Linked DNA regions of Homo sapiens: region 1 is linked to region 2. Evidence: read pairs that join two places in POLR2A ChIA-PET (ENCODE). Cell type or tissue: PC-9. All regions are shown on one strand. Region 1 has its middle 7.5 kb from the start of DYNC1H1. Region 2 overlaps EXOC3L4 (exocyst complex component 3 like 4).

Region 1 (8,000 bases), 1.1 Mb before region 2:
TGCTTTTCAGTAAAGGAAACTATTTTTTTTTTTAAGTCTGTCCCTTTTAAGCCTTTTACATTCCTCAAGTAAGGCTTACCCCCAGAATGGGGGTCAGGGATCGGTGCCGATGGGGCTAGAGCACCACCATCATTGCTACTGCTAATGACAATGGTGATAGCAACAACAGCCGTGATTGACTGCTCACTGTGCTAGCAGCTGTACCACATGGTCCCATCTGTTCTTCACACAGCCCCAGGGGCAGGTACGCTCATGGGAACATAGCACAGGGTAGTTAACGGACTCATCCAAGGTCATGCAGCTGGGAGTGGCAGCACCAGGATCCCTCCAGAACCAGAGCTCTTTCTCACCACCCACGTCAGTGCCAGCAAAGCCTCCCAAACTCCTCCAAAGCCACCTCGATAACAGGAGAGAGGTGTCCTTCACCAAGCCCGAGAGGGAGACTGCCAGGTGCCTGTGGAATAAGCCCTCTGGTCCAGATGAGGACTAGCAAGAGGAAGGGCTGTTTGCCTTCTTTAAAAAGATTACAATAATGACCGGTGTTTATTAAACACATACTATGTTCTACAATAGCGTTCTCCAGGCTGACGTCACCTATAGATCTCTAGCCCCACAGATGCTCCACTGAAAAATAGTTTCATAGCTGGGCACAGTTGTGTGCACCTGCAGTCCCAGTTACTTGGGAGGCTGAGGTGGGAGGATCACCTGAGCCTGAGAAGTCAAGGCTGCAGTGAGCTGTGATCACACCACTGCACTCCAGCCTGGGTGGCAAGAGTGAGACCCTGCCTCGTAAATAAATAAATAAATAAATAAATAAATAAGAAAAATAGTCTCACAGCCAAGTAAGTTTGGGAAGGGCCTCCTAGAGGATTTGAAAGGAGCTGCAGTGATGACACCCCTTCAGCTTTGTCTAACTCAGTGATTCCCAAATCTCTTTGGCCCCAGCAGCCCATTTTCATTGCAAGATCCATCAACAGGCCTCAGGTCTCCAAGTTGGTATTCACAGGCTGTCTGAGCAGTGCTCCTTTTTTTTTTTTTAATTTCTTTTTGAGATAGGGTCTCACTCTGTCACCCAAGCTGCAGTGCAGTGGCACAATCTCAGCTCACTGCAACCCCCACCTCCCAGGCTCAAGCAATCCTCCCACCTCAGTCCCCCATCACCACCCAGTAGTTGGGACCACAGGTATGTGCTACCACGGCCAGCGAATTTTTACGTACTTTTTGTAGAGACAGGATTTTGCCAAGTTGTCCAGGCTGGTCTTGAACTCCTGGACTCAAGCCATCTACCGGCCTCGGCCTCCCAAAGTGCTGGGATTACAGGCGTGAGCCACCGCACCCAGCCTGAGCAGTGCTTCTAAACATGGTCTCGCCATGTCTTCCCCTCATGCTCGAGGAATGGAAGTCAAGTGTAGAGAGGTCAGTGGCTGATCCACAGCCCCCTACTCACTCTACTTAGAAAATAAATGCTAAAGAGTTTTAATATACACAAAAAGTAGTTACAGGCTGGGCACAGTGGCTCACGTGTGTAATCCTAGCATTTGGGGAGGCTGAGGCAGGAGGATCGCTTGAGTCCAGGAGTTCAAGACCAGCGGGGGCAACTTGGCAAAATCCTGTCTCTACAAAAAATACGTAAAAATTAGCTGGCCGTGGTGGCACATACCTGTGGTCCCAGCTACTGGGTGGTGATGGGGGACTGAGGTAGGAGATCAAGGCTGCAGTGAGCTATGATAATGCCACTGCACTCCAGCCTGGATGACAGAAAGAGACCTTGTCTCAAATACGAGAGAGAGAGAGAGAGAGAGAAATAACAGTTACAATAAGGCTGTCTGGCAGCACTAGTGGATTCTGCAGTGATAAGGGAAAGAGTAACACTATTTTCTGATAAATCCTTTTATGTTCCATCACCTTTAAGGGTGAAATAGGGTTTTGTTTTGTCAATAAAAATGTCGACATGTCCCCCCACTGCCACGGTGAGAAGGGACCACGTCCTGAGGCCCAGCAAAGTCCCAGTCTTGCAGACATGGGCAAGCCTCTGGGAACTTTGGGTTGCCTGTGAAATGTGCATGTCCTTTGGAGTAAAGTGGGGAGTTCTTTCTTCAAAGTGAGGCTGGGTGTGGTGGCTCACGCCTGTAATCCCAGCACTTTGGGAGGCCAAAGTGGGCAGATTACCTGAGGTCAGGAGTTCGAGACCAGCTTGGGCAACACAGTGAAACCCCGTCTCTACTAAAAATACAAAAATTAGCTGGGCGTGGTGGCAGGTGCCTGTAATTCCAGCTACTCAGGAGGCTGAGGCAGGAGAATTGCTTGAAGCCGAGGGGGTTGTAGTGAGCCAAGATTGCGCCACTGCACTCCAGTCTAAGCAACAAGACCAAGACTTGGCCGGACCTGACGGTTGTTCTAGGTTGTTCTAGGCGAGTGACCTAGGTCATTCTAGGGTGTCCAGTCTTTTGGCCTCCCTGGGCCACGTGGGAAGAATAAGAATCGTCTTGGGGCACATAAAATACACTAAAGACAGCTAATGAGCGGGGAAACACAAAATCACAAAAAATAAAATTAAATAAAAGCTTTAAGAAAGTTTACAATTTGTGTTGGGCCGCATGCGAGCCGCGAGTTAGACAAGCTTGCTCTAGGTGGTTCCAGGCCTTCCTGCGTGCCCAGCTGGCGAGGCGGATGGAGGAGATTCTGCTGCTGCCTCTCCAGCAGTCCTGGGAGGAAAGGTCTCATGGAATTAAAGGAAACAGCTACGTTAATATCTGCCAGCGCCCGCTCGGAGCCGGGCCCAGCCCCACGTGCCAGGACAGCGGGCAGCTGCGGGCGCTGTGCGCTGGTGGGGACCTGAAAGCGTCCGGATGCGCTGGCCCCGCTGCTGCTGCGCGGGCGTCCCGGGCGGGCCCTTGGCAACCGGCTTTCTGCACTGGACGCTGCCGCCCAGAGAGCTGCTCATCGACGTTTGGGAGAGAGGGAGGGAATGTTTTAGGATTCCCAGCCCTTCGGCACGGGGAAAATGGAAGGAGAGGACCCGGCCCATGCCCCTTGGTGGCTCAAAGGCTCTAGACACGGTCGGCCTCCGGGTTTGAACCCCTCCTCCGCCTCCTGTTATCTCTGAGACTTCAGCAAGCTACTGCCCTTTCCAAACCTGTTCCTGACCTTCGCATTGCAGAGTTAATCCATCTGGTGGATCTGGGGATGCTGGAGGAAGCCGTTAGAAGCCCCCGGCGCGTGGTGAGGACGCAGCCGGAGACGCAGGCCTCTCCCTCCAGCAGTGGGGCGTGCCCACAAGTCCCCCCTCTCCAGTGTATGCAACAGCCTAGTGTCTGACCAGGCTCCCATTCCACGACTCCGCAATTCCACGGCCAGCACATCCCAGGATTCAGTTTCAGGGTTCTACCCCTTCCTGAGTCAGCTAAAGCGCAGCAGGGACATGCTCTGTCCGGGGAGAACGTGCTGGCCCAGGTCATCTGTCATCTGTCACACCAGTATCGACGCAAGAAAAGCATCAAGACTTTTTTTTGTCTTTCTTTTTTTGAGACAGCGTCTCACTCTGTCGCCTGGGCTGGTGTGGTGTGATCAGGGTTCACTGCAGCCTCGACCTCCCGGTGCCCAAGCGATCCTCCCAGCTCAGCCTCCCAAGTGGCTGGGACCACAGGCCCATACCACCATGCCCAGCTTATTTTTCGTAGAGATGGGGTTTCACTTTGTTGCTCCGGCTGGTCTCCAGCTCCTGGTCTCAAGGGACCTTCCCTCCTCAGCCTCCCTAAGTGCTAGGATTACAGGCATGAGCCACCGTGCCTGGTCCCTGCCCAAGCATTTAAGCAAATTTAATTTTATTCAGAAGCCTTACTGAAGCCTGGAGGCTGAAGAATACAGGCCAGAAGTCTTTGAGAGAGGTACTGTCAGAGTGCTCCAGAACAGCATTTCAGATCGCTTATATCCAGGTAGTGGAGGTTTAGTGCATGCAAAATCACATCAAAGTCTGGGTACAAGAGTACATCTGGTTGTAGGCCAGGCATGGTGGCTCATGCCTGTAATCCCAGCACTTTGAGAGGTTGAGGTGGGCAGATCACAAGGTCAGGAGTTTGAGACCAGCCTGGCCAACATGGTGAAACCCTGTCTCTACTAAACATACAAAAAGTAGGCTGGGCGCTGTGGCTCACGCCTGTAATCCCAGCACTTTGGGAGGCCGAGGTAGGCAGATCATAAGGTCAGGAGTTTGAGACCAGCCTGGCCAACATGGTAAAACCCCGTCTCCACTAAAAATATAAAAGTTAGCCGGGAGTGGTGGCGGGTGCCTGTAATCCCAGCTACTTGGGAGGCTGAGGCAGGAGAATCACTTGAAACCCAGAAGGTGGAGGCAGCAGTGAGCTGAGATCGCACCACTGCACTCTAGCCTGGGCAAAAGAGCGAAACTCCGTCTAAAAAAAAAATACAAAAATTAGCTGGGTGTGGTGGCTCATGCCTATAGTCCTAGCTACTCGGGAGGCTGAGGCAGGAGGATCGCTTGAACCCGGAGGTGAAAGTTGCAGTGAGCTGAGATTGTGCCACTGCACTCCAGCCTGAGTGACAGAGTGAGACTCCATCTCAAAAAAAAAAAAAAAAGAGAGAGAGTACATCTGGTTATAGATTGTAGATTTATAACCACATCAGGTTATAATCAGCACTAACCCCGTCATATGTTATCTTATGTACAGGAAAAGGCAAGGCTACGGCCATTTATCTTTTAAGGAACATATTGACTCCAGCAAGACACGTGGGCTGTGTGCTCTGTCCTGTTTTGTCTTCAGAGCATCTTTCCAGAGAGCTACACGTGGTCACAGAGGCAGGGCTTTGTGAAATTACATTGACAAGCAGAACTGAGCACACATGGCTTCTTACGCTTGCTACTTTGCCTCACACCGGTTACCCTGGCCCTCTGGTCCCACACTTCTCCTGGCCTCAATGGGTAGGAGGGCCTCTTTGGCCAGCCTGCCTGGGGTCTTGTCACCTGGGTGCCAGCTCCCACTTCCCCAGCATTGCTCTCTAGGGGCCGGTGGGCAGCAGGACCCCCTCACCTGCCTCTCCTCACCCCAGCCTGGAGAGTCTTCTTGTGGCTCTGTCACCTCCTGCTTCCCCAGCATGCTTTGCCTACATGGGAGATTCTAACTTTCCCCTTTCTCCCCCATATGCCCTTTTACTCTCAAGGGCTAGGACTTTTGGGAAAAAAAAAAAAAAAAAAAAAAAAAAAAGCCTGAAAGACCAATAGGCACCTTCTGCTTTCAGTCCTAGAACCACAGACCAAGCTAGGCTCCTGCACGAATGGGGAGGCAGAATGTGAAATGGAGGGAGAAAATCAGTCAATATAGGCAGTTCCAGCTTTGCATGGGTCCAATCTATATGGACAAGATTTCCTTACCACGGTTTAGTTCAATAACACCAGTTTCCCAGCCACACGGTTCAAGTACCAGTTACCATCGTAAATTACCTGTGAGTAATTGAATAAAGTACAAGCTTTGCTGCCAGCTCTTCAGTCCACAAATCACTGCATCATAAATGACAGAAGCACGTCATGATCCATGGTCAATTACATCACTGGCCCACAGAGGTGAATGTGTGATAAAGAAATAAAATGTGATAGCCCTGGAGAGGACATTCCAATCAAATATAAGTGAGGTCATAGAGGAAACAGTTGCAGGAGAGAACATGGATGCTGCCACCAACGAGGGGCTCCAGCAGTGCAGCTAGAGGGGTTGAGTGAGGGCAGCCTGTCCACAGAAATAAGGAAACAGTTGAGATGAGAAGGATGATGATATCCTAGGGGGTGTGATACCAGCAAAAAAATCTCACATGAAAGGAACTCTGGGAGATATTTTGAAACTCTGGAAGTGCAAAGGATAAAATGTTGGAAGCTACTCCAACTAGAAAGCAGCGTGGCAACTCACCAGGGCCTGGAAGAAGATGCTCAGCCCAGGCCGGGCGTGGTGGCTCTTGCCTGTAATCCCAGCACTTTAGGAGGCCAAGGCAGGCAGATCACTTGAGGTCAGGAGTTCGAGACCAGCTTGGCCAACACGGCAAAACCCCGTCTCTACTAAAAATACAAAAAAAAAAAAAAATTAGCCAGGCATGGTGGCATGCATCTGTAATCCCAGCTACTCAGGGGGCTGAGGCAGGAGAATCGCTTGAACCTGGGAGGCGGAGGTTGCAGTGAGCCGAGATTGTGCCACTGCACTCCAGCCTGGGTGACAGAGTGAGGCCCTGTCTCAAAAAAAAAAAAAAAAAAATTCTCAGCGTTTCTAATGTTTTAAGTTAGAATGTACTAAATGAATATTTATTTTAGTATTTTTTTAAAAAATAGAGACAGGGTCTCTGTCACCCAGACTGGAGTGCAGTGGTGCAATCATAACTCACTGCAACCTCAAACTCCTAGTCTGAAGCAATCCTCCTGCCTCAGCCTCCCAAAGTGCTGGGGCTACTGGCATGAGCCACCATGCTCAGCCAATAAAGATAAGAACACTTGAACACTGTCAACCAACATGGCCTAATTGACATTTCTTAGAACATTCCACCCAACAACAGCAGAACACCGCCTTCTAAGGTTGGGATTCAAGGCATGGCTGTATTGAAAATCCAAGGAAGGCTTGGGTGGGGATAGTGGCTCATGCCTGTAATCCCAGAACTCTGGGAGGCTGAGGCAGGAGGCTCCTTGAGCCCAGGAATTTGAGACCAGACTGAGAAACTTGGCAAAACCTCATCTCTACAAAAAATAACAAGCAAACAAAAATTACCTAGGTGTGGTGGCATGTGCCTGTAGTCCCAGCTACTCAGGAGGCTGAGGTGGGAGGATTATTTGAGGCTGGGAGGGAGGTCGAGGCTGCAGTGAGCCACGATTGTGCCACTGCACTCCAGCTAGGTTGACAGAGTGAGATCCTGTCTCAAAAAAAAAAAAAGAAAAGGGCCGGGTGCGGTGGCTCACACCTGTTATCCCAGCACTTTGGGAGACTGAGGCGGGCGGATCACCTGAGGTCGGGAGCTCGAGACCAGCCTGACCAACATGGAGAAACCCCGTTTCTACTAAAAATACAAAATTAGCCACGTGTGGTGGCACATGCCTATAATTCCAGCTACTTGGGAGGCTGAGGCAGGAGAATCGCTTGAACTCGGGAGGCAGAGGTTGCGATGAGCGGAGATCGAGCCATTGCACTCCAGCCTGGGCAACAAGAGCGAAACTCCATCTCAAAAAAAAAAAAAAGAAAGAAAAGAAAGAAAGAAAAAAGAAAATCCAAGGCTAGAGGGCGCTGGAGAGGGCGTGCTGATAGAACACAAACCAGCCTGAGGGCCAAGCCTTGGGCCCCTCCAACCTTCAGAGGTCGCGAAGAGCAGGATCCAGCAGAGGAGACTGAGAAGGAACCTTGGTGACGAGGAGGATCTGGAGAGTGCGGCCACCAAAAGCCAGGTGAAGGTGGTGTTCAGAGAAGGAGGGAGTGCCGGCTGCATCAGTGTGTCCACGGGTCAAGCAAGATGAGGACTGAGAACTAGTCACTGGATTTGGCCACGCGGAAGTCACTGGTGACCTTGCCAAGAGTGCCTGCCCATGAATGTGGGGATGGGGTGGGAAAGGCAGTGCCCACATATGCTTATTCTCAAGGAGTTTTGCTGGAAAGGGCAGCAAAGCAGTGGAGAGGTGCTGGCAGTGGGCTACGGTAGGGCTTCCTTCTTTTCCTTTAAAGAAGGGATAGAATAGCTCAGACATCGGTGGAAAAAATCTAGGAGAGAGAGAGAACATCTGGGAGCGAGGGGAGAATTTCAGAGGTGATAACCCTGAGAGGAGATGGAGGCAGCACACCCAGGGAGTAGTGGTCCTGGCTGGGGACACCGACAGCCTTTGGTAAGAGAAGGGGCCACACACTACCAGAGGGAAGGGCCAGGGCGGTGTCAGAGGTTTTGAGGGTCTGCAGGCAGCCTGGGTTAATCCAGGGGTCAGGAGAGCCAGGTGGGAATTGTCTGCCCAGGTAGAGACAAGATTCACT
Region 2 (8,000 bases):
CAGAGTGATTGGGAGGATGAGGAGCAGCTACGGGAGGGAAGGTCTAGGGGAAAGCGGGGAGTAGAAGCTGAGGCTGGGGGTAGGGAGGGTGGGGAAGTTCGGACTTGACTTCTCGGACACAGCTAGGGTGGCCCAGGGTGGGAGCTCTCAGTGACTGTGTCTCTGGGTGGTTTCTTGCCCCTGCTGCTGGCCCCACAAAGGGTGTATTAGCCTGACCTGGGGAGAGTGGGACCCGGGGCTCAGGCCGGGCGTCAGTCTCTGGGGCCTTGCAATCAGGGAGCGGCAGCATAGGAGCCGGGGCCCCCTGGACTCTCCGGGCACTGGGGACAGAGAGACGCAGAGAGAAAAGAGAGCCAGAGAGAGTCCATGGGGGTGTGGGGAGGCAGGCACAGGGACAGGCCAGGCGAGAGCCTTGGGAGGTGGAGGGGGGAGTTGAGAGGGGCCTTCAGGTCTCAGCCCCGCAGGCGCCAGCATGGCAGCAGGCAGGCCAGCCGGGGGTGGCAGGGCGACCCTGATACCGATGTTCCGCCTGCTTCCAGGCTGTGCTCAGGGGTGACCGGGGTAGATGGACAGAGGCTGCCAGCCCAGTGCAGGAGGGCCACATCATCACAGGGACAGTGCCGAGTACCCACTGAGCAGATAGATGGTGACGGCCGGTGGTGCAAGGCATCTGAACCCCGAGGTCCTGAAACCCAAGTCAGGTTTGGAGAACAAACAGGGGCCAGGAAAGGGAATGGCCGGAGGGGAAGCTGGAGGCTGGGCGTGCAGCCGGGAGGACAGAGAAGAAGCTGGGTGGGGTGCAGGTTGTCCGTGAACCCCAGGGGAAGCTGGTGAGGTGTCATCAGCGGGAGGTGGGGGGTGGAGGAAGGAGGTTCCAGGATGGATGCCCGGCTGTGGGGCTCGGGCAGGAGGGAACCATGGAAGGGCTTAAAGCAGGGGAGTGACCTGGCTGGACTTTTGCTTTGGGAAGGTCGAGAATAGCTTGGGAAGCTGTTGGGAGCTGCAGGGTCGAAGGTGGCATGGCTGGAGGCTGAGGGGCCATCTGGGGACCTCACTGGCCCTTCAGCGAAGTTCTGGTTTGGGACAAAAGCAGGCTGAGTGACCCCCAAGCCTCTGCCTATGTAACCTCCTAAGAGATTCACCGCACAGCTGCCCCTCCTTACCCGGCGCTCGTCTGGGCTTCCTGGGAGAGAACCTCCACATCTGACCCCACTCTGGGACCTGCTGACACCTTGGGTCTCTCCGCCGGGAGGGGAGCTTCTGGGCGGCAGTTCTGAGTCCCTGGGGGTGGAGACGTGGCAGGTCCCGCCTCTGCTCCCAGCTCCAAGCAGGCTCCCCAGCCTGAGTGCGCGGCCAGGGGCAGACTCTGTCCCTCTGTGAGCCTCAGGTTCCTCATCTGTGAAATGGGCAAATGACAACCCCTAACTTTGATGTCACAGTAGCTGATCTGTGTCAGGCATCGAGCTGGGCACACAGTAGGTGCTTACTAAGTGTGAGTTCTCCCAAACAAGAAGGCGGGGCCTGGCTTGTCCTTCCCCACATCCCCGCCTCCGTCCTCTTGACAGCGGTGGATGCAGCATGTGCTGAACCGTTCTCTTCACAACACCCCTGCCCTGCTGGGCGCCGGCCCCCATGCCAAGCATGAAGGGGCACCGGGGAGAGAGAAGCGAGTGGAGGCTGGGACAGATGGTGCCCTGAAGTGTGGGTCAAGTCCGAATCAGGCAGGGTCCCTGAACCCTGGCGCTGGGGGAAGTCGCCGACCTGTGGCCAGGGCGGGGCTGATAAAGCTCCATCAATCACTTGACTGTCTCTCCTTCCTCGGGCCTCCATCCAGCTGCTTAGCCGCCTCTGGGAACCTCAAGGAAGGTAGGTAGGCTGCAGCTGGGCCCAGCAGGCACCTTGCTGGAGGGCGAGGGTGGGTGGGGGTCTGGGCCCTGCCCACTTTGGTGTCATTCCACCGCAGCAAACTGGGGCCTGGGGAGGCACACTTCCTGCCCGATGTCACCCAAGGGTTGGGTGGTGGGTCAGGCGGGTGCTTTGGTCCTGGCACCTGGGTGGGGGGCCCTGGGGCTGGGCTAGGGGCAGGTCCAGCCCTTCTTTGGCCCCAGTTTCTCCCAGAGGAAAGTGAGGTTTTGCTGGCCTAATGCCCTCCCCCACCCATGGCCCAGCTTGTGCAATGGGGTGGGTGGGAGGCCCCTCCCCTCTCCCAACCTAAAGCCAGGAAAGCAAACACAGCTCCTAACGCTGGAAGGGGGTGTGGGTGGAGCCTGGCAGGCCACGGTGCCGAGGGCCCTGGGGGAGCAGGAGCAGCCGCAGCTCAGCCACCCCCATGTCCCTGGGACACCCCCTCCATTCCCTGTGTTGGGGAGGGGCCAGAGCATGCTATGGTGGAGAGGGAGAGGAGTGGGGGGAGGAGGAGAGGCAATGGGTGGGAAACAGCATTGAGAACCCCCCCAGTCCCTGGTTAAATATAGACCCGAGGCTCCTCCTTCTGCCGCCCCTGTGGCTGCATGGCCATGATAAGCCGCAGGGTGGCCTTGGCCACTGCCCTCAGGCCCCACACCTCCTCGGCGGGCTCTGTGACACCCAGGGAAGGGGGTGGGCTCCCATGGGGGTCCCTGCCCTCCCCGTTGAGCCAAAGTAGTCAGGCCTTTTGGGCTGAAGGCGGGTGAGCTGAGGGACCTGGAGGGCAGTGAAGGAGCTGGTGGGGGCTGGGGGGAGGGTTTTAGGCCTCAGGACCTAACATCTGGGAAGGCCTAGATGTGGCTGCTGGTCCTGCCCTCGGGTGTTGTGAGCTGTGGTCTGGACTGGGCCCCAGAACTGCATGTCAGTGCCCTCCTCCAATTCTAATGGGAGGGTCTGGCCTGGCAGAGGCCGAGTGACGGTGGGCACCTGCGGAGACCCTTTTTGGGGGATGGTCTCAGGAAAGGCTCCTGATGGAAGCAGCTGTCTATATCTCCGTGCCCAGCTGCGGCCTGGCACACTGAGGGCTCTCGCCAAGAGAGTGGCCTGGTGATGCTTCCTTTTGACAGCCTGAGGGCTGCCTCCTCTGGAGAGCCTTCCTTGACCAAGCCCCTGGGTGTGGCCAGGCCCCACAGGGCCACAACAGGTTTCTGCATCTGCTCCTATGGCCACTCCTTCTTGCCCCCAGCTCTCCTGCTGCCAAGATGCCATCACCACAGACAGACACTCCTGGGCCGGAGCTGCAGAGTCCCAAGGAGGCTGAGGAGCCACAGACTCCAGCTCAGGGCTCCCGGCGAACAAGCAGCAGGAAAGAGCCCAATGCCCACCGCAAGGATGGCACAAGGCTGGGCCTGGGCTCCCTGAGGCAGGCCTTCTCCCGGGCCAGCCAGCGGGCTTTGACCCAGGTCTCCAAGGAAGATACGGGCCTGTTCCGGCGAAGCTCCTGCTCCCTGTTCCGGTCCTTCCGGCAAGCCCTGAATGACGGCCCAGCTACCGGCCATTCCCAGGCCACTCCTGAGGTGCCCTCGGGGGTCATGAATGGTGTCAGCCAGCAGGCATCCACTGGGGCAGCGTCTGAGGAACTGAAACCCGAGGCAGGTAAGGGCCTCAGAAACAACACGAAGCATGAAAGGAAACGGGCCAGAGGTCAGGGCAGCTCAGCTGAGGTTTCCGGAAAGGCTGTCCTCCCTAGCTCCCCAAACCCTGCCCCCGAACATGTGCAATTCTTTATTTATTTGAGACAGGGTCTCCACTCTGTCACCCAGGCTGGCATGCAGTGGTGCAATCACAGCTCACTGCGACCTTGGCCTCCTGGGCTCAAGCGATCCTCCCACCTCAACTTTCTGAGTAGCTGGGACTACAGGTGTAAGCCACTGCACCCGGCTAATTTTTTTTTTTTTTTTTTGACACTGACTCTCACTCTATCACCCAGGCTGGAGTGCAGTGACGCAATCTTGGCTCACTGCAACCTCCACCTCCCAGGTTCAAGTGATTCTTCTGCCTCAGGCCCCCAAGTCACTAGGACTACAGGTGCGTGCCAACACACCTGGTTAATTTTTTTTTTTGCATTTTTAGTAAGACGGGGTTTCACCATATTGGCCAGCCTGGTCTTGAGCTCCTGACCTCGCGATCCGCCCCCTCAGCCTCCCAAAGTGCTGGGATTACAGGCGTGAACCACTGTGCCTGGCCTAATTTTTTAAATTTGTTTTTATTTTTTTGTAGAGATATGGTCTTGCTATGTTGCCCAGGCTGGTCTCAAACTCCTGAGCTCACCCAATCCTCCTGCCTTGGCTTCCTGAAGTGCTGGGATTACAGGCGTGAGCCACCATGCCCAGCTGGACAATTGCACTTTAAATTCTTGCAGCATCTCTGCAATGGGAGCCCCCCCATTGGGCAGATAAGAAAAGTGAGGCTCAGAGAGGTGGAGTGACTTGCCTCAAGTCTCACAGCGTGGAGAATGGGACCTGAACCCAGATATGCATGGCCCTAGATCCCCACCTCTCCATGGCCTTTCACAGCCTGGCTCCTGGTCAAACTAGGGCCATGCACACAGCTGATCACAGGGTTGCAGAGGGTGCAAGGCTCGCAGAGGTACCAGGAGGGGAGGTCAGGGGGATTGCCCAGAGGAGGATACACTGGGGTGGGAAGAGGGGGACATGGAGGTGGAGAGCTCTTGTCGGGTGGAGGCTGGCGGAGAGTGGGGAGCAGCAGGAATGTAAAGCTGGACACGGGCAGGACACGCCCTGCCTGAGCTCCGACCCTATTAGACCTGCAATCAGGGCTGAGCATGAGGCTATCAGGTCCGGCTCAGCCGGGAGTGGAAGGTGGGTGTGGGATCCAGGCGGAAGGTAGGGGTTGACCCAAATTGCTCTGTTCAGCCAGGCTTGGGGCCCCAGGTTCTGCCTCTTCAAAGGTGACTCTAAGGGAGGGCTCCTGGCAGCTGGGGCCTGTTGTTCCTGGAGCAGGCCTTCAGCTGTGCTGGGGCATCTGGCAGAGGACAGACAATCCAGCCCCGATGGATTGAGCCGTGGCCTGCAGGTCTTCGTCCAGGTTCGGGTCTTGGGGCGGTCCCTCTCACCGCCCTTCTCGCCCGCCTGTGCAGAAGGCAAATCCGTGGCCGACCTCATTACTGAACGGCAACTGCTGGCGGCCTTCGAACAGCTTCTGCGCCTGGAGACGCTGCTGGTGGCCGAGAAGGCCTCGCGCACCTTTGAGCAGGACCCTACGGCCTTCGCGCGGCGCGCTATGGACGTGTGCCTGCTTTACGACGGGCTGGCAGCCGAGATCGGCGCCATCGTGCGCGAGACGCTGGACAGCGACGGTGTGGACGCGGCCGCGCTGGCCGAGCTGGCCCGCGTGGTGAGCGCGGAGGAGGAAGCCCACCCTTCTCCCCCCGACGACGGCGACTTCCTGCGCACGCCGCGCCGCTGGCGCCAGCACTGGGAGGAGGCGGTGCGGCGAAGCGCTCAGGAGCGCGTGCGGCGGCCGGGCGCGGGGTGGGCCTTCGGGGAGGCGGAGGGCGCGTCGGGTTTGGCCCAGCTTCTGGCCGAGCTGGGTGGCTTGGTTCGCCGCGACCTGCAGAAGGTGCGGCAGGAGGTGCAGCCCGCGTATGCGGCGGCCGGCTTCCCAGCGTGGGAGGTCTATCTGCGTGCCTTCCACAGCGCCGTGGCCCAGCGCCTCCAGGAGCTCGCGCGCGACGCCCGCGGCTGCGAGCAGCTCTATATCCTGCTGGACTGGGCCGCCAACGTCTACGGCAGGTGAGTCTCGGCCAGGGCGCCCAGTGGCGAGGACAGCTGCCGCTTCCTCCGCAGGCCTTGGGGAGCCGGCTTTGAGGAGCACCGGACCTTTCTTCTCTGTTCCCTCCCTGGGAGAGGGCTGAGAGCCGAGGGCTTCGACATGCTTTCCTCGGCGGGTTAGGCCGTGGGGCGCTCCCGCCCCAGGTTTTCTAGGGGTCACCCATACACAGTTCCAGAATTTGAAAAGTTTCCGCGGGGAGGTTCCCATGGGAGCAGGGCCTGTGCTGGTTCCACCAGGTGCCTTTGGGCGCATCAGAAAAGGGCACATCTTGGCCAGGCGCCATGGCTCACGCCTGTAATCCCAGCATTTTGGGAGGCTGAGGCGGCCGATCACCTGAGGTCAGGAGTTCGAAATCAGCCTGGCCAACACGGTGAAACCCCGTCTCTACAAAAATTAGCCGGGCATGGTGGCACGCACCTGTAATCTCAGCTATTCCGGAGGCTGAGGTAGGAGAATCGCTTGAACCCGGGAGGCGGAGGTTGCAGTGAGCCGAGGTCGCGCTATTGCACTCCAGCATGGGCGACAGAGCAAGACTCTGTCTCAAAAAAAAAAAAAAAAAGAAAGAAAGAAAGAAAAGAAAAAAGAAAAGGGCACCCCGTTAGGCCAGACGGGCATCTGGGTTCAGGGTACAGCCTGCGGGGAGCGGCCACCTCCCGCTCTCTGCCTGGGATGAGGATGGATTGCCTTCCCCGCGGAGCGGTTCCCAGCCCCACCGGCAGGAGCGCCCACGGAGGTGGGGGAGGTTGCCTGAAGTCCCGCACTCCTTAAATTGCTCCTTAAATTGTGTGGGGTCAGACCCGTGTCCGCCCTGCTGTGGGCCTCCGTGCTGCGGGTTGGAGGGTGGCCGATTCCTGAGCTGTGTTTGAGGAGAGGGCGGAGTGCCATCTGGGTAGCCGTCCTTCAGCGTTCTGCAGGAAGGCAGGAACCCAGCTGTCAGAGGCTTCCCGGGAGGGGGTGTGGCATGGCAGCCTAGAGGCGCGCGCGCGTGTGTGTGTGTGTGTGTGTGTGTGTGTGTGTACAGATGCCCAGGTTCGGGATTGGCGTTAGACTTTGAGCCTGGCCAGAAGAGGGGCAGCGGCTGCCGCATCAGAGCCGCTCCCGCCCCCAGCCCCCTGCCCTGTCTTCCAGTCCTGACTTCCTGGGCGCCCCGGGGCTGGCGCTGCCCGCCGAGCCGCTGCCTCCGCTCCTGGCGCCGGACGTGTGGGCCCGACTGGAGAGCGACTACACCAGCTTCCTGGAGGTCAGGCCGGGCGGGTCAGGCTGGGCGGGCCAGGCTGGAGGGGGCGGGCCCTGGGGGGATGTGCGGCGCCCAGGCTATCGGCGGCCAGAGCTGGCTCTGGTTCACCCTGTGGCCCCCGGCGCGGGCTTGTGACCCGACAGGGCGGCCCTCATCCCGGACGGCGCGGGACGGGGTCTGGGAGGGTCTCACCACGGCCCATCCCTTCTCCCCCCAGGCCAAGATCGCAAGCTGCTTCGACAGCATCTTGCAGCTGGAGCAGAGTCACTGGGCGGCCGCCGAGGTCCCCGAGGTGCTGCAGGGCCTCTACCAGGCGCCGCTGTCCATGGACGTCCATATGGTGCGGCCCGGGAGCAGGGGCTGAGAAGGGGCGTCTGTTCAAGCCTCACGCACACGGTGGCGATTTCCAGAACGAATTCCTATCCAGTCCCAACCAACCCTTCCGTTAGATGGGAGCCTGAGGCCCCACGCGGGGGGAAATCGGGGACCCCCGGCGCGCCGACGGGCAGGGAGGCTGCTGGATGGGAGTTTGCGGGAGTTGACTCTCCAGTTGGGCGGCTGAAAGCTGGAGGGGCCAAGACTGACAGGCACAGCGGGGCGGGCTGGAGGCGCAGCGGGGGCTACCAGGGGACCCGCGGCCTCAGGTCGGGGGCTGGGAGGCACGCTCAGTGCGGGGCTTCGCTCGCAGCTCGTGGCCGAGCACGTGAAGGCGGCCGGCGCCATCTCCGCGGAGCTGGAGGCCACCACCCTGCGAATCTGCACGCGGGCGCTCGGCCTCTTCGTGCCCAGGTGCGGACGCATCCTCAGTAGGGGAGCGACCTGGCCGGGTGCGCTCTGCAGGTGGGAGGGAGGAGTCTGCGTAGGGACCTGATTGGGAGGGTGGACCCAGGGTCATCGCGCAGCTAGGGAGGGTCCCCAAAGGCTCTGTGTATCCCGCCCCAGGTTTGAAAAGGCTTTTCTGGCGTCGGAGGCGGTGAGCGAGCCGCACCTGGGCGCCTACATC

The links. ChIA-PET counts read pairs that join two places held together with the same protein. Peaks named below come from ENCODE experiments on the same cell type or tissue, not always from the same donor. Only the 100,000 strongest peaks of a DNase experiment are listed, where the experiment ranks them.
Region 1: POLR2A ChIA-PET joins it to region 2 with 10 read pairs; 2 of 35 experiments call an interaction of 5 or more read pairs at or near these places.

What each region holds. Positions count from the first base shown.
Region 1 is chr14:101,953,071-101,961,070 of GRCh38, forward strand. No RefSeq gene overlaps it. Among named protein-coding and RNA genes, the nearest start is that of DYNC1H1, 7.5 kb to the right of the region's middle. In PC-9, CTCF peaks have their summits at 887, 1,093, 5,946, 7,307 and 1 weaker place; no DNase peak of the experiment used is centred here.
Region 2 is chr14:103,097,053-103,105,052 of GRCh38, forward strand. It overlaps EXOC3L4 (exocyst complex component 3 like 4), which reads left to right. Exons shown (of 12, transcript NM_001077594.2): 2 at 3,152-3,561; 3 at 5,066-5,720; 4 at 6,889-7,000; 5 at 7,215-7,337; 6 at 7,686-7,786; 7 at 7,940-8,000. The coding sequence starts at 3,168. Among named protein-coding and RNA genes, the nearest start is that of EXOC3L4, 6.3 kb to the left of the region's middle. RefSeq lists a silencer at 1,295-1,464 and an enhancer at 7,506-8,000. In PC-9, no CTCF peak of the experiment used is centred here; DNase peaks (open chromatin) are centred at 3,529, 3,909, 6,699, 6,979 and 1 weaker place; H3K4me3 peaks cover 2,493 bases; H3K27ac peaks cover 2,781 bases.